2 separate regions of the Homo sapiens genome follow, and region 1 is linked to region 2. The links are chromatin loops, found by intact Hi-C in ENCODE. Cell type or tissue: right lobe of liver. All regions are shown on one strand.

The links. Hi-C counts contacts between places; a loop is a spot of excess contacts. Peaks named below come from ENCODE experiments on the same cell type or tissue, not always from the same donor. Only the 100,000 strongest peaks of a DNase experiment are listed, where the experiment ranks them.
Region 1: a loop joins it to region 2, with 2.8 times the contacts of the local background. A loop is called at or near these places in 51 of 110 quality-filtered maps.

What each region holds. Positions count from the first base shown.
Region 1 is chr11:61,263,571-61,266,070 of GRCh38, forward strand. It overlaps VWCE (von Willebrand factor C and EGF domains), which reads right to left. Exons shown (of 20, transcript NM_152718.2): 17 at 1,552-1,642; 18 at 1,386-1,468; 19 at 917-1,007. Among named protein-coding and RNA genes, the nearest start is that of PGA5, 24 kb to the left of the region's middle. In right lobe of liver, a CTCF peak has its summit at 1,359 (motif pointing left); DNase peaks (open chromatin) are centred at 1,401 and 2,001; H3K27ac peaks cover 1,026 bases.
Region 2 is chr11:61,384,326-61,386,825 of GRCh38, forward strand. No RefSeq gene overlaps it. Among named protein-coding and RNA genes, the nearest start is that of TMEM216, 7.0 kb to the right of the region's middle. RefSeq lists a silencer at 1,339-1,498. In right lobe of liver, CTCF peaks have their summits at 781 (motif pointing left) and 1,439 (motif pointing left); a DNase peak (open chromatin) is centred at 1,436.

The DNA.
Region 1 (2,500 bases), 120 kb before region 2:
TGTTGTTTAGAGACAGTGTCTCTCTGTGGCCCAGGCTGGAGTTCAGTGGCGTCAGTTCTTGGGAATCAATCCACTGTCCTATCTAAAAGCATCGACTCCAGTCTGAAACCCTGGCTCTACTACCAATCAGCTATGTGATCTTGAGCACAGCACTTCACCTGCCTGGGCCTGTTTTCTCACCTGGCACAGGAGGATGACAAGAGTATTGCAGGGGTGTAGACACATGAGGTGTCCCGGCACACCGTGGGTGCTCAACACATATTAGAGATTACTCTTCTGCAAAACGGACTCAGTTCCCATGTTGTAATTTAAAATAAAGAAGAAAGCATAGGAAGAGGTTAAGAAAGGGGATAAAGAAGAAAAAGGGAGTGCAGGCCGGGCGCAGTGGCTCACGCCTGTAATCCCAGCACTTTGGGAGGCTGAGGCGGGCGGATCACGAGGTGAGGAGATCGAGACCATCCTGGCTAACACGGTGAAACCCCATCTCTACTAAAAATACAAAAAAATTAGCCAGGCGTAGTGGCAGGCACCTGTAGTCCCAGCTACTCCGGAGGCTGAGGCAGGAGAATGGCGTGAACCCGGGAGGCGGAGCTTGCAGTGAGGTGAGATAGCGCCATTGCACTCCAGCCTGGGTGACAGAGGGAGACTCAGTCTCAAAAAAAAAAAAAAAAAAAAAAAAAAGCAGAAGAAGAAGAAAAAGGGAGTGCAAATAAACAGACATCATGGTGTGTGGCATCATGAGCACGGGATGAGGGTCAGCAGGCCACAGCACAGCTGTACAACCTTGCGCGAGCCGTGTTCCCTCTCTGAACATGGCTTTCTCTTATCCAGCCCTTTACAAGTTCTATGTACCGGGGAAGAAAAGTAAAATGGAAGAAGATGGCGGAGAAACTCCAGGACCCAGAGACCCACTTACCTGGACAGGAAGAGCAGCAGTCCCCAGGAAGCAGGGCAGGGTCGGCACAGGCCCGCTGGCAGGGAACCTTCTCACAGCTCACCTCTCCCAGCTGGGGAAGCAGAAGGAACCCCATGAGGAAGCCCAGAGCATCTTGCCTGCCCTGGGCAGTGCCCTCAAGGGCCTCTTGCACCAGCAGCAGGACCCACGGAAAGATCCCAGGACAGAGGCTGCAGTGCCTGAGCCCTCGCCTGGAGAACAGGTAAAGCCAGCTATGGCAGGACCCCCTTTGGGAAACCACTTCTCCCTCTGGACTTCCACAGAGGGAGGAGATGGTCAAAACCAAAGATATTCTGGCAGTTAATTAAAGGCGGAGGATGGCAGGAGGATGGATTTATGCTGGCTAAAGGGCTCCATGTTTTGCAAAGGGACAAAAGGCAAGAAGCTGCCCTCTGGCGGGGCCGCTCCTGGGTTCCCAGGCCCAGCTCACCTGGCACGTGCACCGGGTGCAGGGTTCATCATCCAAGGTGAACACCTGGCCATTCGCCACCTTCCTTCCCTCGTAGTTGCAGTCTGTGGAGGAAGGGGAGACAGGAGCCCATGAGAGCCGAGGCCTGGCCGGGAACCTGGCACGTGGGGCAGCTGGTCCCACTCACCTCGGCACACGGGGCAGCACTCCCCGTCAGGGTGGAAAGGGTAGGTACAGGTGATGGGGCAGTCCACGGGGGAACAGGCCACTGAGCCCAGCTGCAGGACACAGAAAACACACAAGGCCCTCGGTTCAGGGCAGCTGACAAGACACTCAGGAAGATGCCGCTCCTATAGCCACTGAGTGTCCATCAGAACAATCAACATTGTGGGAGGAGTCCATGGTGGGGCAGTGGGGCAGGGGGCGCATTTTCTCTGTTGGGGTCCAACTTCCCACTAGAATTCAAGCCCCTCGAAGGTAAGAACATGGACTTGTCCACGGAGGGCATCTGTTAACGGGTGCCTGTTGCATAAACTGCCCAGAAAAGATAAGCACCAAAACCCGATAGAGAAAGATCCAGGGGCCAAAGTTCCCCAAAGCCCGAGGCTGAGAACAACTAGGGCCTACGTGCAGTGGGTCACTCAGGGTAAGTAGCTCAGGGCTGTTTACCGTGAGTTTCTCAATCTTTCTGCAGACCGTGTCCCTTGTCACGCATGTACTCTGCTGAGGCTCACTGATCACCAAAGAAATACCGCATCTGCACCCACACCAGCAAAGCAGCGTCATCCCGCATTCAGGGCGTCAGCATGCTAAGCATGAAGAATTTTTTTACCCGGAGTGGTGGCTCACACCTGTAATCCCAACATTTTGGGAGGCTGAGGCAGGAGGATCATTTGAGGTCAGGAGTTCGAGACCAGCCTGGCCAACATGGCAAAACTCCGACTCTACTAAAAGCACAAAAATTAGCTGGGCGTGGTGGTGCGCACCTGTAATCCCAGCTACTCAGGAGGCTGAGACGGGAGAATCGTTTGAACCTGGGAGGCGGAGGTTGCAGTGAGCCAAGATTGTGCCACTGCACTCCAGCCTGGCGACAGAGTGAGACTCTGTCTCAAAAAAAAAAAAATAAAATAAAATAA
Region 2 (2,500 bases):
AGGGTCCCCACCCCCAAGGCAGGGGTTCAGACTTCACTGCATGCCACTCACTGGGCAGTGTGAAGTTCACTGATTAGCCCAGGCCAGAGCTGTTTCACAGTTGCCAGGCAAGAAACAACCCTCCAGGCCAAAAGCAAGCTAAGGCTGGTAGGCAGGTGCTTAGAGCACATGGGGACACCACCTGCCCAGAGCACATAGCAACACCACCTGCCCAGAGCACATAGCACCCGCATTGGGAGGCCCCTAGGAAACAACCTTCCAGGTCGCAGGTGAGCCCCAGCTGTCAGACAGATGCATCAAAAGAGCTGGAATGCCCCATGTGCTTGGAGTGCATGGTGTCCACACAGGATATGGAGGATGGGAATCAACCCTCTGGGATGCAGAAGAACTCAGATTGGTGAGCAGACGCACAGAGGAAGTTGGGGCACAGCCTTGACCGCACGTTGTCCATGCCTGGAGGGCTTTGGGGAAAACCATCCATGGCATAGGTAAGCCAAGACTAGGGGGCAGGTGCACAGAGTTAGGGAGCTGCCCCAGGTGGAAGGCCTGGAGTAAGCGGCAACCATGACAAGGAGTCCACAGCAAGTTGGTCACGGGGCCTAGACCAGATCGGCAAAGTTGCCAAGGGAGTGCCGGCTTTGGGTGTGCAGCTGGAGTGGAACACCAGCAGATCTCCCAAGGCGTGCCCTGCTGATGGACGATGGAGCAAGGCCCCTAGCTGGAGTGCACTGGAACCAGAAGACAAGCCCTTTCCTTCCTGCAATGTCCTTCTAGCGTCCTCTGCTGACAAAGCCTAACATTGTACTCATTGTAGGGAGAAATGCTTCGAGTCTAGTTATCGCTTAACAGACACCGAAGGGTAGGTAAATAATGAAGCTGAGAGGCAAAAAATAGGTAACTGGCAGAAACCATTCTTCCAGCTACTCCACTACCATATGCACTCTTTACACAAATTTTGAACTCCCTTAGTAGCTACATTCCTACTAACAAGATATCTCCTCTCTAAAAGTGAAGTTCTCAGCCTTCCCCCAAATGATAAGACACACAGTCCAAACAGTCACTGTATCCATAGCTGGCTAGATTACTCCACAGATTTGTCGTGATCCCTATTACCTAAAAACTATTACCTAAAAACTATTACCTGTGTCTATTACCTAAAAACTAGATTGTAAAGTTGACCTCCAACAATTTGCACATAAAATAACAAAGGGAGGCAAAAGACATGGTCAGTACATACAAATAAACACATGCATGTAAGAAGCAAAGAAGAATATGCATCGCTGCTACAGTCCTCGTTTTTGTAACTGATCATTTTTGTAACTAATCACGGTCATAGTTGACATCCATGGTTTCCTTAGAAAAATCCGAAGGCTGCACACTGGAACCCGGGAGAGCCTCTTTGTTTCTGCAATAGCCCTCTAGTGCCCTCTGCTGACAAAGCTTAACACTGTACTCACTGTACGGGATAAATGCTTAGCGTCGATCCGGTTATCATGGAACAGAACAGGTACTGAGAGTGAATCTGGAGCTGAGGCAGTGTTGATAACTGCCATACTAGGAAACCACTAAATATTCAGAAATTAAATAAGGCTGGGCACGGTGGTTCACGCCTATACCATGTCACTCGAGCTCAGGAATTCCAGACCAGCTTGGGCAACATGGCAAAACCCCACCTCTACTAAAAATACAAAAATTAGCCAGGCGTGGTGGCACGCACCTGTAGCCCCAGTTACTCGGGAGGCTGATGCATGAGAATAGCTTGAGCCTGCAAGGCACAGGTGGCAGTGAGCTGAGATCGCACCATTGCACCGCAGCGTGGGCAACAGAGAGTCTGTCTTAAAATAAATAAAATAAAATAAAATAAAATAAAATAAAATAAAATAAAATAAAATAAAATAATAAATAAAATAAAATACACTTATAAATAGCCCATGGGTCAAAGAAGAAATCATAAGGGAAATTAGAAAACACTTTGAACCCAGCTGGGCGCAGTGGCTCATGCCTGTAGTCCCAGCACTTTGGGAGGCTGAGGCGGGTAGATCACTTGAGGTTAGGAGTTCAAGATCAGCCTGGGGGCAACATGGTGAAACCTCATCTCCACTAAAAATACAAAAATTATCTGGGTGTGGTGGCACACACCTGCAATCTCAGCTACTTGGGAGGCTAAGACAGGAGAATTCCTTTGAACCCAGGAGGTGGAGGCTGCAGTGAGCTGAGATCGCACCACTGCACTCCAGCCTGGGCAACAGAGTCAGACTCTGTCTCAAAAAACAAAAACAAAAACAAAACAAAACAAAACAAAAAACCTAAAGAAAGTAAGAAGAAGGAAATTATAAAGAGCAGAAATTTGTAAAATAGAAAACAAATTTTATACGATGAAGAAAAAGAAAGTCGAAAGCTGTTTTTAAAAAAATTAATAAGGCTGGGCACGGTGGCTCACACCTGCAATCCTAGCACTTTGGGAGGCCGAGGCGAGTGGATCATGAGGTCAGGAGTTCGA